Linked DNA regions of Mus musculus: region 2 is linked to region 1. A link is a loop called in an ENCODE intact Hi-C map of the cell type or tissue named here. Cell type or tissue: heart. All regions are shown on one strand. Each heading gives the region's core, and the rest is flanking DNA. Links, peaks and the distances in the headings are about the cores only.

The links. Hi-C counts contacts between places; a loop is a spot of excess contacts. Peaks named below come from ENCODE experiments on the same cell type or tissue, not always from the same donor. Only the 100,000 strongest peaks of a DNase experiment are listed, where the experiment ranks them.
Region 2: a loop joins it to region 1, with 2.6 times the contacts of the local background. A loop is called at or near these places in 11 of 42 quality-filtered maps.

Annotation. Positions count from the first base shown.
Region 1 is chr9:32,025,960-32,036,217 of GRCm38, forward strand. Arhgap32 (Rho GTPase activating protein 32) reads left to right here and starts at 6,344. Exons shown (of 23, transcript NM_001370958.1): 1 at 6,344-6,773. In heart, for the core only: no CTCF peak of the experiment used is centred there; DNase peaks (open chromatin) are centred at 3,982, 6,332, 7,012 and 8,172; H3K4me3 peaks cover 3,237 bases; H3K27ac peaks cover 5,005 bases.
Region 2 is chr9:31,966,503-31,976,760 of GRCm38, forward strand. No RefSeq gene overlaps it. Among named protein-coding and RNA genes, the nearest start is that of Barx2, 58 kb to the left of the region's middle. In heart, for the core only: no CTCF peak of the experiment used is centred there; DNase peaks (open chromatin) are centred at 5,479 and 5,939; H3K4me3 peaks cover 1,079 bases; H3K27ac peaks cover 2,495 bases.

The DNA.
Region 1 (10,258 bases), core at 1,553-9,552:
TGGATAGTTTATAAAGAAATCAGGTTTATACAGCTCATAGTTTGGGGGCTTGGGTTCCTAAACGGTGTGAGTTAGCTCTGGTGAGACCCTCTACCGCCATGGTGTTACATCATGGCATATAGTACCATGGCTGGAGTATATGTGACCAAGAGAGATCACATAGTGAAAAAGGAAGCCAGAGACCAAAGAGGAATCACATTAACTCTTTGGTCATAACTGCTCTTGAGAGAGCAGGGTTCTAGGAGAATGAACTTAATCCCTTCAAAGGGCAGGCCCCTGTAGCCTAACAAACTTCCACTAGCCCTCACCTCTCCATTGTTCCAACAGCCAGGCATGGGGGTACACAGTTGTCATCCAAGCTATGAGGGAGGCCTGAGGCAAGAGGATGACCTAAGCCCGCAAGTCTGAGACAAGTAAAGACATCACAGAAAATGCCTCTTAACATGGCCACACAGGGAGCGAAGGATGGGATAGAGAGGAGGCTAGTTAACCTTTTATTATATGGACCACATAGCTATCTCAGAAAGCTGGTTTTGTTGTTGTTGTTGTTGTTATTGTTTTTTTGGTTTTTGTTTTGTTTTGTTTTTTTCTGATACCTTTAAAGATGCTGATTTCTAAAACAGAGTATAAAGTCAGCTATTTCAATGTTCTTTATTCTTTTTACTTTAATTTCTTTATTTTATGTGTATGGGGTGTTTTGTCTGCATGTATGCCTATGTCTTGCATGTTTGCCTGGTGCCTGAGGAGGCCAGGAGAGGCAGAGGATTTCCTGAACCTGGTGTTACAGATGGTTAGAGGCAGCTATATGGGTGCTGCTAATCAAGGCCAGATTCTCTTGAAAAGTAGCCAGTGTTCTCAGTTGCTGACACATCTCTCCAGCCCTCTTCCTTATCCTTCAGATAAGACAAAAACAGTTAGAACTACAAGAGTCATTGTTTCCAGATTTTCTTTCTGTTTTAAAAAAATATGTTTTTTTCTCAAATTTTCTTTCTTCCAAAGCATTTTCACAGTTATTGAATTCTTCTACCATTATGATGGTCATCTCAAGAAAATGTTCAGGCCCATTTCACAGATGGAGCGAGCGAGAGAATCTAAGTGATTTGTACAAATGTATGAGGTAGCATAGGACACAAAATGAAAAATTTCTGCATTTCTCCTCCATATCATGATCATTTTCATTTGGAACGAGAAATCACTGCTTATAATTTGGCTTTAATTAATTCTGTGTCTTTAAATTTCAACAAATAAAATCTAATTGTGGGACTCTGGATGGCTCAGTGGTAAGAGTGCTCACTATAAAAGCAAGAAGACCTTATTTCAGATCCCCAGCACCCATGTTAAAAAGCTAGGCATGGGCTGGGGAGACGGCTCAGCAGTGAGAGTGCTGGCAATACAAGCCAAAGGACTAGACTTCAGACTCCCAGGACCCATTTAAATGGCAGGTCCTCCTGAGAGTGGTGGCAGGGGATCCAGGAGGCAAGCTGGCTAGTGAGAGAGACTCCCTGTAGAGATGCCCTTTTCATCTGCTTGAGAGACTTCACCTCATAGAACAACATGAAAGTGTGACAGAGGGAGGTTCCTAGCATTAACCTTGAGCCTCCACATACGTGCACACATGAGCACACATACACATACACCATACACACATATACATGAAACAAAACCAACAAAAGCCAAGTATGACGTCATGTGTCTATAAACTTAGTGTTGGAGACAGGCTGGTCCCAGGAGTTTGCTGTCTGTTCAGTCTAGCCATACAGTAAGGTTCAAGTTGAGCAGGAGACCCTGTCTCAAAAAATAAGGTGGAAAGAAACAGAGGAAGACACCCCACTCCCTTTGCTAAACTATTTTTTAAGACTCTCCAGATACTTGCTTTGCTTTGCAAAATATTTAATTTTGTAATCTGAAGTTGTTCCCGTTCGCAATCCTACATAGTAACAAGTAACAATAGATAAGCGAGTTAGTTTTTTCCCTTGTTTCCTGTTAGTACCATTTATCAATATGGACACAGTGGTACAGAAACAAAGCCGCTGCCCTTGAACTCCTTACATTTTAATGAAAGAGATTTAAAAAAAAAGTATCGGTTTCACACAACAGCGGCACAGTGATGAGTGCTTTGTGAAAGGAAGGACGGGAGGCCAGAGGAGACAGAAACTTTAAAAGCCAGGAAAACGAGGCTGCCTTGAGGAATAGTGGGAGGCAGAGGTGAGGTCGGTGCCAAGAGAATGACAAAGGTAAAGAATGGATAGGTGGGCGGGGCTTAGGGATTGGAAAGGCTGGAGGAAGAGCTTCCGGTTTCACCAGTAGTGTGGTTAGAAGCAGGGAGCCCTGGAAGGCTCCAAGCAAGGAAAGTTAACCATTTGAAAGACATTCTCAGCCTGATGGTGGTGGTGGTGCATGCCTTTAAGTCCGGCAGGGGAATCTCTGTGAGTTTGTGGCTAGCCTGGTCTACAGAGCTAGTACCAGGACAACCAAGCTTACACAAAGAAACCTTGTCTGGAAACAAACAAACAAGCAAACAAACAACCGCATACTCTGTTGGCTGTATTGAGACTAGCCCTTGGGAAGAAAGAGTGAAAGCTCACTGGGTAGAGCGATCTCAAGACTCTTCCTGGATGTGGATGGCTAAGCAGGAAGGGATTATGTAGATTATAATTTTCTTTTAGGACCGGAAATGTAGCTGGGTAATAGTAAATGTTTGTCTAGCAGTATGTGTAAGATATGTAAGATCTTGGGTTTGATCCCTGGGCCTTCACACACACACACACACACACACACACACAGACACACACACACACACACACACACACACACACGAGACAGAGAGATACACACACATACAGAGAGAGAGACAGAGACAGAGAGAGGGAGAGAAAGAAAGAGAGAGAGAGAGAGAGAGAGAGAGAGAGAGAGAGAGAGAGAGAAGCTGAACATCATGGTGGCACATACCTGTAAACCCAGGACTCAAGGAGCAGAAGGATAGCGAGTTCCAGGCTAGCCTGAGTTACATAATGAGTTTGCATTTGAGTTACACAGAGAGACCCTGTCTTTAAAAAATGTTCTGTTTCAGATACATCAATTTTGAACTATCCAAGCATAGATGTCTGGGAGTCAGCTGCATATATAAGTCTGGAGCTCTGGGAGAGGTCAGAGTCAATGCATGGAATTCTATTTAAAGCCTGAAGCTGGAGACTGCCCAGGATGGGAGTGTAGATAAAGAATAGGAAAAGCCCAAGGTCAGAGCTCTGAAGTCAACATTCAGACTACTAGAGGACAGAGGGATGACAAAGGACTTGAATGATTCAAAAGCAAACATGCAGACAGGTGCAGCTGGTGTCATGGTTTTAAAAAAGAAAGAAAAACCGCTTTGTGGGAGAAAAGTGATGGGTGAGAAGATGAAAAGCTTATCATTTCAAGTGCACCCAGATTTGTCAAACCCCAATGAAGAGGACACCGTAAGTCCTTAAAATGTCTCCCAATGGCTAGGAGAAATGCTTCAGTTAGCAAATCTTTTTGTTTGTTTGCTTGTTTTTCAAGATGGGTGTTCTTTGTGTATCTCTGGCTGTCCTGGAACTCCATCTATAGACCAGATTGACTTCAAACTCAGAGATCTGTTGGCCTCTGCCTTCCAAGGGCTGTGATTATAAAGGCGTGGGTCACCACGCTCAGAAGATAACAAGTGTTCAACAACAACAACAACAACAACCAAACTTCCTTTGTTGCTCTCCCCCTTTTAGAATGGGAATGTAATATGGAGCTGGTCTCTTGGTCAGAAAAATAAATACACAAAGCAATGTCATTTGTCAGCTTGGGAAAATTCTCTATTAAGCTTGGCCCACTCTTAACAACTTGCTTGTCTCAAGCCAGCTGTTGAGTATTCAGTTTTGGGATTTAAATAAGCTCCTTTCTCTCCTTCTCTACAACTCAAGGTTAGGCAAGTGTTACAGTCATCTGTGAGGCTGCTCTTTGGCTGGCTTTTCTTGTCTGCACTGTGACTCTGCTTCTCAGCCCTGAGAGGACTGCAATGCAACAGATCTGAGATGCAGGGAGGGAGCCCAGATGCCACCTCCTGGAAGATGACAGTGCCAAGGCTGAGCGAGGAGGCCAGCCTGAGGCATCCAACAGCTTGGGGTGGGGTGTGCATTCCTCTTTCCTTGTAAATACCGAAGCAAGTCACACATAGAAAGCAAATCCTATCACTTAGCTTTGTTTTATAGTTGGATAGACTTTTTCTTTTTCTTTTTTAATTCTTATTTTTAGGGAATGTTGCAATTTTTGTGATTTATAAATTTAGTCGCTGAGGATATCAGGAAGACCGAGGTACTTGATTACTGGAAGTATATAGAATACCAAGGTCAGATGTGAACAGAACTGCCCAGTGGTCAAGCCTTGGGTTAATACGCAGGCTTAGCACTGATAAGCACTGACACAGAGGTCATTCGGAGGATTCTTTCCAGCGGGAGGGAGCAAGGCTCGCAACAGACAAAGGAGGATCAGAATCCCTGGACTTGCCTGTACCTCTCAGAAACCCCGGAATCCATTCTTTCTTCAAACTAGATAAAATACAAATAAAAATATAGTTCCCAAAAGACTTAAGAGGATTTAAAACACTATATATACATATCTATCTATCTATCTATCTATCTATCTATCTATCTATCTATCTCCTAAACCCTACCTATCTCCTTTATCTATCACCGAAGCCTAACCCTGGATTCATCTAATCATCAAACAGTCAGTATTTCAGGGTTTTATGTAAGACTTTAGGACATGAAGGCTTTCTGACTGGAATGCAGATGGACTCCGGAGGATATGAGCTGAGAGTAGTCAATATACCATGCCCTTGGGCAAAACTGGCCTCCTGTGGTGACCCAGTTCTTCTTCCTCTCTTGACTGCCTCGGGTATCACAGGAGAGTCACATTTCATGCTCACCATTCCCCAGACCAACACAAGTTACTGGATTCATTCTTGTGCCTCGGGTAGACATTGCTCACTGGGACCCAAAGGGGAAGTTTGGATTTGGTAAAAAGAAAGAAAATTCAATTTCAGGTTTTCAGAGTTCCTTGTTTACCTTCTCTTCAAGAAGACCCCTAAGATCCTTCTTCCAGTAGAGGGCTGAGGTTCATCTACCAAACATGGCTTCTTGATGTTTCCCATCCTAGTCTGTGTCTCTGCCATTCACATTCCACAGCTTTCCTGGTTCTATGCTAGAAAACATGTAGGCTATTTACCCTAAAGTAACGTTGGTTCTACTGACACTGTCAGGAAAATGGAATTACCATACATGTTCATTACTGTACACTCTCTAATTTCTCCCCAGGATGTGGTAAAATCCTGGTTTGTGTGTGCCCTTGAAATTCAGCTAATTGCGGTCAAGGCCATGTTTTACATTCAATGACTCCCACTGAAATGACTAAATGCTGAGTGGACCCAATCACTGCAGTGACATTAGATGATGCAGTATTTGGCATTAATAGGCTTAAACATAAAAGCAAGTTACGTAGGTTAACTGCTCCCCTTGCCCCCAACATTTCGATATGGAACGAGTCAGAAGGACTAAAAGGTATATAGATTAAAAGGGGGAGAGGGGGATGATGGAAGCTGCGGTAGAGGAAAATCAGACTATCCAGCTATCTCTCCTGCATTTTGTCATTCTGATGGTCGTTGCAGGTGGAAGTGCTGTTCAGCCTTCGGAGGCGGAACAAAAGAACCATGGAAGAATCAAGGGCAATGGCATCCAGTCAGGGGATTCCTAGGGAGTCCCTCTGTATCCGTCTCTTACCACGCACCTTCAAGTTCCCTACTCTTTCACCCTTTCTTGCCCTTCTCCTCAGCTACACCACTTTGAATTTGCTGGTCCAGAACTCTGGATGAAGAAGCTAACTGAGGGAACTCTCAGGCACCCTGCCCCTCAATTCCAAAATATAAGCGGTGCGAGTTCATTCTAGCCTCCAAGCAAGCAGAGAGCACGGGCGGAGGATCTCCTGCCTAGCGGCAACGACCCCTTCCCTCCCGGGTGCAGGGACAGGATTGTAGGGTCAGCAGTGGGAGGAGAGAAGCCACTGCCGTAGTCTCGGACGATGCCTTTTCCTGCGGCGGCTCTGGAATCTTTGCCCCCCCACCAGGACACAGAGGCCGAGGGGAGGACAGCCAAAGTGCAAGCCCCAGGGCGGCCACTCGGCTCCCCTCTTCCTCTCCAAGTGGCCCCCAGCCGCGCCCCCCGCCGTGCACATGCTTTCCCGGGACAACAGCAGGCGAGGCCTCGATGCGCGCGAGGCGGCCGTGCGCGCGCTCCTTGCGCCCTCCTCGCGCGTGCTCGTGCCCGCGGCCGCGGTGGCGCGCCTCTTCTCCCGCTGCGGGCGTCGCGGGTGCAGAGGAGGCGGAGCGCTGGAGGCGGAGGCCAAGCGGGCGCGGACCAGCGGGGCGGGGGCGACCCGAGGCGTGCGGGCGAGGGGGCTCTGCAGCGCGCGGCGGCGGCGGCGGCGGCCCGGGGGTCGTGACGGCCGCGGAAGGGGAGCGCGCCGCTTGCCTGAGGTGCAGACCCAAGGCCGCGGCCCGCAGCCGGCGCCCCCGCGCCTGACGGGGCGGCGAGGCGGGATGAGGCGCTGGCGCGGGGGGCGCCCGGCCGAGCCCCCGCGGCGGCCCTGGGCGGCCCGGCGCTAGGCGCGGCGGCGGCGGACGAGGACGGCGGGCCCAGCCCGCGGAGGGCAGACACGGAGCGGAGAGCGGCGCGAAGCGACGCCGCGGCGGCGCGGCGGGGCCGCGGGGCTCGGTAAGGCGCGGGCGGGCGGGCGGGCTGGCCGGGGGCGCCGCTGACGTGGGCCGCGCGGCGGGCAGGGCTGCGGGGCCTCCTAGCTTGGCCGGCACCGGTGCTTCTGGGCGTGCACGTTGCGATAGGATGCTCTTGGGGGCATCTCGGGTCTCTCCCGCCTCCCGGGGCGACAGAACTGCGTGCCCGCCACCTCTCGCTAGCATCCCTCGGCGAACTGGGCGTTCCGACGGCCTCCGGGCCTGCTGCGACGCTTCCCGCCCGAGGCCGAGTCCGGCAACTGCGCCCCTCCACGGGGACCCGGCTGCTCCCGGAGGAACCCCGGCGCGGGTAGGGGCAGCGGAGCCAGCGGTCTCCGCTCCCTGGGACTCCAGTGGAGTTTCTCCTCTTATTCTAATTGGTTGAAGTTGCTGTTTCAGTTGGACATTAGTGATGACTTAGTGCCTCTCTCTTCCCCCTGGCTTCCCTCGTCACCTCCCGCGTACTGCGTTACCCATTTTGTTGACTAGAGTAAATATTTATGTTAAAGGTTTCGTGCCTGGCGTAGAGGACACTGGAGGGAGAAAATCAGACCTGATTTCTTAGCTTTAGTCTGGATCCTTTAGATCCTTACCTGCAGTTGAGACTTAGAGAAAGTGGTGGGAGGAGGAGGCCCATCTCGGGATGCTTGGGATGGTCTCCTAGTTATCCTTTAGGAAATAGAATTGGGATAATTATAATCTTGATCGTATGCAGAACTACAGTCAAGCTGTAAACTGCTCGAGGCACTGCATGATGCTACATGGATAGCTGGGCCGTGGCACTGTTGTCAGCATCTCTTTTATTTTCCATTCTTTCAGAGTTTTATTTGGCGCAGATTGAGACCTTTTAAGTGCATCTGAATGGGCAGAACTTTTCTGATACATTGGTTGCTTATGTAAACACTGCCATTATTTGTGTGTTTCTATTGGAAGAAGAAAAGGCAAACGGTGCTTGTCGTAACTGGCCCTTGAAGTCCACAAACTGCTTAGTTTGATTCAGTGACTGGGTTTGTGGGAATATTTTTGAGTAATGATGCTTGTGGTTGGTGAATGCATTTTTTTCATTATTGAATGAACTGACGTCTACATTTGTTCCTTGGCCTTGAGTGGGAAGGCATCAGGAGCAGCAGTTGCCACAGCACAGCCTCAAGAGTTCAACCCTCTTGCTGAATGTTCTTGTTCATCGGGTTGTTTGTAAAGATGAGGGATGCTGATGTGATGTGATTCCCATTAGCAGGGATGTCTGGAATCTGATTCATCCTAAAGATAGCTATGGTGGAGCTGCTCCTCAGGACCAGAAGTGAGGTTGGAACTGTGCTTAAGCCAGTTAATCCGTTCTTATCGTGCTCTGTGTGGCAGTCTCTGGAATAAAGCAGCACTTTGGACAGAGGCTTGTCCAGCTGGAGCTATGGTGGCAGCCTAGATTGCTTATGATCCTGCCCATGGAGATGGGGGCAGGGTGACACGGGGTGGGGGTGGGGGCAACAACGTATGTGGGACAGAGAGGAAGTGTTAGTTGGAGAACCGTGGTCAGTTATATAACAGTTTTGTTTCCGAGGGAGAGGCTAAGAACCAGCAAGGCAGGCTCAGCTGTCATTAGAGCCTTTGATGTCGGGTTGAGTTCCAGTAGTAGTTATGTTCCTTTTATTTCCCTTTCCCAACCCCACATTATTTTTCAGTCACCAGAAGCTTAGCCACAGTTGGGCTGAGACGTTAATGGCAACGAATTCGTTTCCACTTCTTTCTAATTCGTTGTTTCTTTTGCTTTTATATTGAAGATGTTTTTATTGTTGCCTTTTCCTCTTTGGGTGACTTTTTCCTTCATTTCTTAGGGCAAGGTCTTGGAGATTCTAGCTTGGCCTCAACGTTGATCTGTAGCAGTGGACAACCATCAAATTCTGATTCCACTTTCTGATTAATGTTTAGATCACTAGACCCCATTTATATGGTGCTTTGTGCATGCTAGGCCAGCACTGTACCATCTGAGCTCCATCTCCATCAGATGGGTTTTCCATCAGAATATTCTCTTTCTAAACTGACTGGGCATATTATCTGCATAGTATATATAGACTCACTGTTTCTTATAGATGAATTTAATAAATGTCAGGGACTAGCAGATGTTTTTCTTCATAAGACAGTAGCAAAAGAAAATGACTAAACATAGCATCTTTAAAGGCTAAGACTAGCATCCATGAGAATTTTAAGGGTTTAACCAATGAACATGTAATCTGGTATCCATGGAAGCAGTCAAGAGGCAAGTGGACTTGAAGATAGGCCATGGCTATAGTTCTGTTCTAGTTACTTTTCTGTTGCTGTGATAAAACATGACTCAAAATAAACTTGGAGAGGAAAGGGCTTCTTCCAGCTTATAGTCCAAAACTGAGGGAAGCCATCGCAGGAACAGGGTAGCAGGGACTGAAGAAGATAGTGGGAGGAATGCTGCTTGCTGCCTTGTTCCCCGTGGCTTGTCCTTCTTCTTATAACCAAACCAGGACTACATGCCTGGTGGTGGCATTGTTTGTAAGACATTACTTAGGAAAATGGCCTCACAGACATGCCCGTGGGGTAGCCGATAGAGGCACTCCTTCTTGCCAGGTGATTTTATGTCAATTTGGCAAAACAAAACTGACCAACACAATAGCATCCTACTTTCCTGGGGCACAATTGTCATTTCAGAATTTTTGTTTTTAAGAATATGAACTATGTGTGGGAAAGCGTGTACTGCCTTTATACAGTTGTGAAGGGTCAGGTGACAGAAAGCATGTGGCAATGCTTTGTGAAAGCTGTCATGAGGAAGAGAGCACTGTTAATACACACAGTGTTGAATACCATTCTTCCTCACCTGCTAAGGAGGCCTGCCACAGTGTTTTATTAATCTGACTTTTCTTGTTGTACAAGGAGTTGAACCCGGGGGATCCAATGCATGCTAGGCAAATAAACACTCTATCTTTGAGTTCCATCCCTAGCTTTTGAAAAATATTTTAAAAGTGATTTACACAATATAGATAAAGAACAGGAAGTGTTAGATTTCTTCTAGGTCTAAGCTCTTCTGATACATATTTTTGAGGAGAGTCTTATGCAAAAACTATCTTTGGACTTTTAAGAATTTTTTGTTATTCTCAGAAAAGTTAAGTGAGTTGAGACTTTGTTTTTGTTTGTTTTGTTTTGTTTTGTTTTGTTTTTTGAGACAGGGTTTCTCTGTGTAGCCCTGGCTGTCCTGGAGCTCACTTTGTAGATCAGGCTGGCCTCGAACTCAGAAATCTGCCTGCCTCTGCCCCCGAGTGCTGGGATTAAAGGTGTGCGCCACCACGCCTGGCTTGACTTTGGGTTTCTTTAGAGTATTCAAAGTATTCAAGAATTTTTTTTTTTGAGACAGGGAATATTCAAGAATTTTACAAGTAAGAGTATGTAAGCCATAAGGATATTACATATGTAAGATAGTGTGTTTGCCTAGCAGTTGAAGGCCCA
Region 2 (10,258 bases), core at 1,411-9,410, 60 kb before region 1:
TCTAGTTCTATCAATTTGTCTGAAAATTCCATAATGTCTTTGTTGTTAATAGATGAGCAATATTTCATTGTGTAAATGTACCATATTTTCTTTATCCATTCTTCAGTTAAGGGGCATCTAAGTTGGTTCCAGCTTCTGTCTATTAAAAGTACAGCAGCTATGAACATAGTTGAATAAGTGTACTTGTGGAACATCTTTTGGGTATATACACAGGAGTAGTCTTTAGGTAGAGCTATTCCCAATTTTTCTGAGAAACTATCAAACTGATTTCCAAAGTGCTTGTACAAGTTTGTACTCTTACTAGCAGTCAAGAAGTGTTCCCCTTGCTCCACATCCTTGCCAGTATGTGCTGTCACTTGAATTCTTTTTTTTTTTTTTTTTTTTTTTTGGTTTTGGTTTTTTGAGACAGGGTTTCTCTGTGTAGCCCTGGCTGTCCTGGAACTCACTCTGTAGACCAGGCTAGCCTCGAACTCAGAAATTTGCCTGCCTCTGCCTCCCAAGTGCTGGGATTAAAGGCGTGCGCCACCACGCCCGGCTGAATTCTTTTTTTTTTTTTTTAAGATTTATTTATTTATTATTATATGTAAGTACACTGTAGCACTGTCTTCAGACACTCCAGAAGAGGGAGTCAGATCTCATTACAGATGGTTGTGAGCCACCATGTGGTTGCTGGGATTTGAACTCAGGACCTTTGGAAGAGCAGTCAGTGCTCTTAACCACTGAGCCATCTCACCAGCCTGTCACTTGAATTCTTGATCTTAGTCATTCTGATGGACGTAAGATGGAATCTCAGAGTCATTTTGATTTTCATGTCTCTGATGACTAAGGATATTAAATATTTCTTTAAATGCTTCTTGGTCTTTAGCTATCCCTCTGTTGAGAAATCTGTTTCGTTCTTTACCCCATTGTATTTAAATCCCCCTTGTGGTTTTCCACCTGTCTACTTTGTTCCCAGAAATGACAACTGAGGCTTATTCTTTAGTGAATAAATGCCTAGACCAAAAGCTTTGTTTGTTCCCTGACTAGTTCATGACTTAATTACCTATTTTTTTCTATTCTAAGTCAAGCCGCATGGTTACCTGGCCCTCAGTTTCATATGACTGTCTTCATCTGTGTCTGGGGTGAATCTGCTGTGCCTCACTATCTCCCAGAATCTTTTCTCTGTACCAGAACTTCTACCTCCCTATTTCCTGCCTAAGCTAGTAGGCCAAGAACATTTTTGTTTTTGTTTTTTTTTCGCTGTGTAGCCCTGGCTGTCCTCGAACTCACTCTGTAGACCAGGCTGGCCATGAACTCAGAAATCCGCCTGTTTCTGCCTCCCAAGTGCTGGGATTAAAGGCATGTGCCACTACTGCCCAGCTCAGGCCAACAACATTTTATTGACCAGTGATGCTTTCATACAGTACAAGAGATCTATGTACTCCCAACCCCATTTTTTAAATTGGGTTATTTGATTTGTCGATGTCTAATTTCTTGAGTCTTTATATATTTTGGATATTAGTTGTTTGTCAGCTATAGGACTGGTGAAGATCTTTTCTCATTCTGTAGACATTTTGTCCTATTGATGGTGTCCTTTGCTTTACAGAAGCTTTTAAGTTTCATGAGGTCCCATTAATTAATTATTGCTCTTAGTGCCTGAGCTACTAATATTCTGCTCAATAAGTTGTCTCCTGTAACAATGTGTTCAAGGTAGTTCTCCACTTTCTCTTGTATTCAATTTAGTATACCTGGTTTTATGTTGAAGTTTTTGGTCCACCCGGACTTGAGTTTTGTGCAGGGTGATAAATATGGTTCTATTTGCATTCTTCCACATGCAGACATCCAGTTAGACCAGCACTATTTGTCAAAGATGTTTTCATTTTTTCCATTGTATGATTCTGCCTTCTTTGTCAAAAAGCAACTGTCTATTGGTGTATGGGTTTATTTCTAGGTCTTTGATTCTATTCCATTGATCTACCTGTCTGTTTTTATTCCAATACTAAGTGGTTCTTATTACTATTGCTCTGTCCTATAGCTTGAAATCAGGGATGGTGATACCTCCAGGAGGTTTGTTTGTTTGTTTGTTTGTTTGTTTGTTTGTTTTTGTACAAGATTGTTTTATATATTCTGGGTTTTTTGTTTGTTTCATAAAAAGTTAAGAATTACTCTTTAGAAGTCTGTAAAAAAATTGAATTTGGAGTTTTGATGTAAATTGTGCTGAACCTGTAGATTGCTTTTGGTAAGATGGCCATTTTTACTATGTTAATCCTACTTCAAATCCAAGATCTTTCCATCTTCTGGTAGCTTCCTCAATTTCTTTCTTCAGAGATTTGAAGTTCTTGTCACACAGGTCTTTAACTTGTTTGGTTAGAGTTACACCAAGATATTTTATACTATTTGTGGCTATTGTGAAGGGTGTTTTTTCCCCAATCTCTTTCTTGGCCCATTTATCATTTGTATAAAGGAAAGCTACTGATTTGTTTGAGTTAATTTTTTATCTGGCCACTTTGCTGAAGGTGTTTATCAGCTATAGTTCTCTGGTAGAATTTTTAGAGTCACTAATATATACTATCATATCATCCACACATAGTGATTACCGTGACTTCTTCCTTTCCAATCCGTATTCTTTAGTTGTCTTATTGCTCTAGCTAGAACTTCAAGTACTATATTGAATAGATAGGGAGAGAGTGGGCAGCCTTGTCTTGTCCCTGATTTTAGTGGGATTGCTTTAAGTTTCTCTCCATTTAATTTGATGTTGGCTATTAGCATGCTGTATATTGCTTTTATTGTGTTAAGGTATAGCCCTTGTATCCCTGATCTCTCCAAGACTTTTAACATGAAGGGGTGTGGGATTCTATTAAAGGCTTGTTCAGCAACTAAGGAGATGATCGTGTGTTTTGTTTGTTTGTTTGTTTATATGTTGGCTTACATTGATGGATTTTCATATATTGACCCATTTTTGGCATGAAGACTACTTGATCATGATGGATGATGCTTTTGATGTGTTTTGGGATTGAGTTTGTAAGTAGTCTGTTGAGTATTTTTGCATCAATGTTCATAAGGGAAATTGGTCTGAAGTTCTTTTTCTCTGTTGAGTCTTCGTGTGGTTTAGGTATCAGGGTGACTGTGGCCTCCTAGAATGAGTTTGGCAATGTTTCTTCTGTTTCTATTTTGTGGAATAATAAATAAATAAGATATTATTTCTTCTTTGAAAATTTGGAAGAAGTCTGAGCTAAAACCATCACGCCATTGCTCTCTTTCCTGGTGTGTTTAATCAAACATCACTTCAGTCCCACTTAGAAACTATTCCCTTCTGTCCGTGGGTCCATGTTGAGTTTTCATGTATAACTGATTTCCCTAAAGATCTTTCTTTTGGACCCAGGTTCAATTCCCAGCACCCAAATGTCAGCGCACAATTATCTGTAACTCCAACTCCAGGGGATCTGACACCCTCACACAGGCATATGTACAGGTAAAATATTGATGCACAATTAAATAAAAGTAAATAAAAAATAATCTGAGCCATCATGCAATTTCTTTCTGGCTTTCTGAGGTATTCAGTCAAACATCATCGCAATTCTACTCAGAAACAAAAACATTCTCCTTTGTCCATGGGCCCGTGGTGGTGCACACCTTTAATCCCAGCACTCGGGAGGTAGAGGCAGGCGGATCTCTTTGAGTTATACGCCAGCTTGATCTATAGAGCTGATTCCAGGGCAGCCAGAGCTGGAAAGGAGATAAGAAAGCTCCTATCTGGAAAAAATAAAAACAAAATAAAACAAAAATGGGTCTCTTTTATAGGTTTGCACTATAGATTTTTCAGATCATGAGAAATTTGACCTAATGAACTTCTCCATGAAAGTACTGGAGACTGAAGAGAGTACAGCAATTAAAAGTGCACGCTTCTCTCCCAAAGGACTCAAGTTCAGTGCCCAGAACCTACACCGGATGGTTCACAGCCATCTGGCCATCTGTGCTTCCAGATCAGTGGATCCAGTGCCCTCTTCTGGCTTCTACAGACACCTGAACACACACACACACACACACACACACACACACACAATTTTGTCAGGTATCCACCATAGAAAATCTTTATTAGCCAGCCGGTGACCACACTGGTGGTTCCAGACCCAAGTGCAGTCCAGAGCCTCTCTCAGGGTAAGCTTTTAAGCACAAAACCCATATCCTGAGTTGACAAACCTCACATAGCAAGAACAGTCAGAAGCCAAGCTACAGAAGTTGAAAGGCAAGGTTACTGCATTTAGAACTTTGATAGATTAGGTCTTTGTTCTTGTTCTTGCTTTTTGATTTTGTTTTGTTTTTGGCAGGTGTTGCTACCTACATGCTGGGTCCCACGGTGTGAGTAGTACTTCCATCCTGGTGTCACTTTTGATATGGCCTGGAGGTCTGTTACAAAATAAAAATAAATCTAAAACGATATGAAGAATTATAATACGATTCAACTTATTTACTTATTACTTTGTTGCTTCCTTGAGATAGAATCTTGCTGGATTTGCCTGGAGTTTTCTTTGTAGCTTATCCTGGCCTTGAACTCATGATCTTCTGTCTCAGTCTCTGGAGTGCTAGGATTGTAGGCATGTGCCATTATGGTCAGCTAAAAGTTATTTTTAAAGTATTAAAATGGGGCAGGCTGATTTCTGAGTTCAAGGCTAGCCTGGTATACAAAGTGAGTTCCAGGACAGCCAGGGGCTATACAGAGAAACCCTGTCTAGAAAAACAAAAACAAACAAAAAAAGTATTAAAATGGAATTAAACATTTGACCTAGTATAAAGGCTTATTTTCTTTTACCTAAAACTTGGGGGATATGTTTACTTTAGCATTTAAAGAGTCCCTGAAAATATTGTGGGATCCAGGAGCTGGGCCTTCTGAGTCCAACTTACTAAATTTGCCCTGGTCTTCCTGATTTTGTTTTCCTAATCCCAAGTCTTTTCACAACTGGTATTCAAGTTGCTTATTTTTAATGACCCTAAAAGTTGTTTTATAATCAAATGAAAGAGGAGTTCCAGAAGCAATTTATAAGCAGCTCTAACTGGGTGTAGTATATAGAGGTGGTATAGAGGATCTTTGTGAGTTCAAGGCCAGCCTGAGCCACAAAGAGAATTCCAGAAGGGCCAGAGTGACATAGAGAGACTGTCTCAAAAAAAGAGCAACAAGGAAAATACCAGAATCTAGACAAATAAGAGCAACCTTGGGATGAGGAAAAAAGTGTGTGCTGGGGGTGTGGAACTAGCTTTCCTTCATAGAAGGAAAGGGTAGCCAGTGGAGGATACCATTAATTTGGGAAGTAGAGAAAAACTGTGTCTTCCTCAGCATTTTACAGAGGTTCAAGCCTTGGTAGTGCTCTCCCCTTGGATCTGGACAGCTGTCAGAAAATCAATGGGGAGGAGGAACAAACATATGTCAAGACACAGGCAGCATCTAACTGCAAAAGCTGAGCCACAGGCCCAGCTCCACCAGATGGCAGTGCGTCAACAGGGAGCCTGGCTACGAGACTGGGGAACCCCAATTACATGACCCTGTGTGGGTGCAGGAGCAGGGAGACTGTTAGATTGCTGCTGATAATGTTTCGTGTCTCATGAGCTAATGAGGATTTGTTTTCTTAACAGCAAAGAATGCAATAGTGAGTCCATTACTATATTCTTTGTCCACAATAAAAACTATGACCGGGATGGGGAGTTATGACACAGGAATGAACCTGTAATAGGACAGGCATTGTATACCAATTAAATCACCAGCATTGTTATTGTCAATTATAAACATCACTGAACTGGCCTTCCAGATTGCCTGAGTGAGGCTGTAAATTGTACAGACAGTCCAGGCTAATAGTCATTCCAAGAATAGTCTCTGTGAAGATAAGAGGCTTGCTATGTCAAAGGTCATACTCACCAGCCACACAGTTTCCACCCCTCCCCCAGCAGCCAAGGACATGCAGAGAATGGCTGCACAGCCCATCAGCAGGCAGCCCTGTGCAGGCTGCCAAACAGCTACAGGAGCAGGAACCTTTGCTGTTAGAGCTCTGGTCTCACCCTGCTGGGGCTGCCATAGCAACCTGCTGCACACTCAGTGGCTCACGCAATGCAAACCGGCTCCTCACAGTTGAGGAGACAGTGTACGTTGGTGTGATCGGCTTCTGAGATCTCTCTTTGGCAGATGGAGACCATGTTTTCCCTTGGTTTTCACACGGGCCTCCTTCCGTGCTTATCAGTTCTGATTCCTCATCATGTGTGGCTATCGGACTGGGTTAAAACCTACTCTAATGACCTCATAACTCCAGATCTGCTCAGATCCCAGGGTGCCAGGGCTTAGGGCTTCAGCACATAAACTTTGGAGGGTCACAGCTAAGCCTGTGACAGTAACACTCAAACTCTTTCTCGGATGCTCCCTCTGACTGTGCGGGCAATGTACTAACACTAACCGAAGAAGCCACTTTCTAGATCTAGGAATCTCTGGCTATAAAACTAAAGGGGCCACTTACATAATCTCCATGGTCTCACTCTGTGATCACATAAGCCTGAATTGCAAGTGTTAATTTCGCAAAACAGAGAGTAGGGTTTCCAAACCAACCACAAAGGGGCAATTGTCTGTGTGCATGGAAATCATTGTGTGTCTGCTCACCCAAGTCTTCACCGAGTCACATCTGTAAAAATGACTTCAGTAGTTCAGGAAGGCCACACTCCGAATAAAACAGTAAGAATGTGTGTTGGGTAATTAATCTCTTGGGATTTGTAGAAAAAAAAATACACTTAAGGATCCCACAAGTCGTCAGTCTTCTGGAAGTTTCCCTGTTGTTTCCTCCTCTTTGTTTTCATAGATGCATTTATTTTATGTGTGTTTCGCTTACATATATCTGTGTACTACATGTGTGCCTGATGCCTGAAGAAGTCAGAAGAGGGCATTTGATCACCTGGAACTGGAATTACAGATAATTGTGTGTCACTACATGGGTACTGGAGATCAAACTGTGATCCTCTGCAAGAACAAGTACTCTCAGCCACTGAGCCATCTCTCTAGCACCCATCCATCTTATGCCATGAGTCCTTGCCTGTATCAGGATGGTATTCTGTCTTCAGGGATGAACTGCTCCTGTATCCCTCTGTCCTGTTGTTCTACAGGGCAGTCACCACCTTCATTGCTCAACTCAAAAGCTACCTCCTCCATAAAGCCGTCTTACCATAGCCAGAGAAACCTGCCTGCCCTCTTCTCTATCCATTAAACCTGATGCACACTTCTGTGGTAACAAATACAGACTGAGTGTCCCTTATCCAAAATGCTTTCAACTAGAATTGTTTCTGAGTTCTTGCACATTCTAGAAAAGGCACAAAGATAGAATGAGATATCTCAGGCATGAGGCGCGCATCTAAACCCAGAACCCATCTCTGCTTCTTACATAAGTGTTATGGCTTAAACAAGGAGTGTCCCAAACAGTTACACATTGAAGGTTTGCTCTCCAATATACCCATCCATGTGCAAAGGTATGGCTTTGAAGAAGTGATGAATCATGCGGGTTCTGACTTTTTAGAAAACCTGTTTATTTCACAATTTCATATGCATATAATGTATCTTATCATACTTCTCCAATTCTCCTCTCATCCATTTCCTTTTTCTCCCTCCAATAAGCACCATCCTGCTCTTATGTCTTTTTTGGGGGGTGCAGTAGATATTTCAAGACAGGGTTTCTCTTTCTCTATGTAGCCCTGGCTGTCCTGGAACTCTATGTGTAACCATTCTAGCCTCAAACTCAGAGACTCACCTGCCTCTGACTCCCTAGTATTGGGATTAAAAGCATGCACTACCACCATCTGGCTTCATATCTATTTGTATATGTATGTAGCCCACAATATATATGTGTGTGTGTGTGTATTGGTTTTTAGACCAGGCTGGCCTTGAACTCAGAAATCTGCCTGCCTCTGCCTCCCAAGTGTTGAGATTAAAGGCATGCGCCACCACTGCCCGACACCCACTGTATTTAATTAAGATTGCACCACTGAAGAATATGACTCCCTCTCTTTCAGTAACAATCTCAGTTACTTTTCTAATACTGTGAAGAGACACCATGATCGAGGCAATTTATAAAAGCAAGCAAGCATTTAAATTGGTGCTCATAGGTCCAGAGGGTTAGTCCATGGCCCTCATACTGGGAAGTTGGCAACAGGCACGGCACTGGAGCAGTAGCTAAGAGCTTACTTAGATCCACAAGCAAGAGAGGGAGGAAGAGACAGGCAGGCAGGCAGGCAGGCAGACGGACAGACAGATGCACAGAGACACACAGAGAGGGACAGAGAGAGATAGAAGGAAGGGGGCTACCTGGGAATGGCATGGGCTTTTGAAACCTCAAAGTCCACTCACAGAAAGAGTCCTCCTCCAACAAGGCCACAGCTTCCAATCCTCACCACACAGCTCCACCAACTGGGGAACCAAGCATTCAAACATAAGAGTCTGCGTGGACTATTCTCATTCAAACCAGCATAGCAACCTTTCTGTGCCTATAGCTTCTCATCAAGGTGTGGAACCTATGACCACCTTTTCCACTCACGATGGAGTGTCCATGAGCCCAGTCTTATGCAGGTAGACAGTGTTGCTCTAAGTTCATAGGTGCAATAGCCATATCATGTACATAGTATATTTCACAATACTCCCTTCCAACCTCCAGCTCTTATGTTCTTGATACTCCCCTTTCTATGACATTCCCTAACCTCAGAGGGGGTAGCATAGATGCCCTGTATCTTAGTTAAGGTTTTTATTGCTAGCATAAAACTCCTTGACCAAAAAGCAAGTTAGGGAAGAAAGGGTTTATTTGCCGTACACGTCTACTTTGTAGATCATCACTAAAGGAAGCCAGGACAGGAACTCAAACAGGGTAGGAACCTGGAGGCAGGAGCTGATGGAGAGGCCATAGAGGGGTGCTGCTTACTGGCTTGCTCACCAGAGCTTGCTCAGCCTGCTTTCTTATGTTGTGTATAAACTGAGGGTTTGGGCATCTGATGTATAAAGTGAGGACAGGCCTGCTCCAAGAGATGGTTGAGGGGAATGCTTATATTGTAGATATGAGGGAGAGTACAGCCAGAGGCTTCTGAAAGAGTCCAGAGCAAAGATAGAAAGTACTCGGCCATGGGAAGAGGGGCAAGGAGCCAGAGAAGGAGGCAGGGTGTGGGCAAAGGAGACCATGAGAGAGTGGCAAGATGGGGACCGAGAGAGGAAGACACAAGAGAACCAAGTGCTTGCAGGGTCAAAATGACAAGGTTATATAGGAACAAGAAGCTAGCGGAAGGGAAGCCCATCTACTGGAGAAATTTAGAGTAGGGGTGGGGTGAGAAGAGCTGACAAGGGCCTCAGGTACTGCTGAACTGGGAGGCCAGCATGAGCTTTGCTGTGCTAATAGTCACCATAGATAGCCACTTGTCCAGAGTTTCTTTGGAACCAGACAACCAGGATCATCAGCTCAGGGACAACACCATCCACAATGAGCTGGGCCCACCCATCAATCAGTAACTAAGAAAATGCCCTACATTTGGACCTTTTTTTTTTTTTTTTTGAGTAGACCAGGCTGGCCTCAGAAATCCGCCTGCCTTTGCCTCCCAAGTGCTGGGATTAAAGGCATGGCCCACCACTGCCATACACAAGGATCTTACAGAGTCATTTTCTCGAATGAGGTTTCCTTCTTTCAGAGGACTCTAGCTTGTTGAGTTGATATAAAACTAGCCAGGTCATTCTGCTTAGGGCAGAGCACTCAACAGTCCCTCATTCTTAGCAGAGGATTTAGTCCACAAATTTATGGATGAAGGGAGGGGTTTCTAATTTGATGGGCTTTTAGCAGGTGACTTAGATGGAGAAGGCAAAGCCTAATTGAAAGGCATCAATCCCCTGGGGCTACATCTTGCCCTTTCTTTGTCTGAGGTGGGACCAGCTGCTTAGCTTAACCACGGGTAACTTCCACTCCCTACAGTGCTCAACCTCACCATAGGCTTGGAAACAAAGAGCCCCGAGACTCCTAAAAGGTGAGCCAAAATAAATCTTTCCTCCCTTAGGCTGCTTCTCTCAGGTCTGTCTGTCTGTCTGTCTGTCTGTCTGTCTGTCTGTCTGTCTGTCTGTCTTTCTGTCTTTCTTTCTTCCTTCCTTCCTTCCTTCCTCTCTCTCTCTCTCTCTCTCTCTCTCTCTCATGCACTTGGAAAGTAATTTTGTGCAATATTTTTACCGCAAGCTGTCAAATGGGGTTAGGTGGAACTTCTCTTCTTGTGATATCAGTTCAATAGTCCAGAA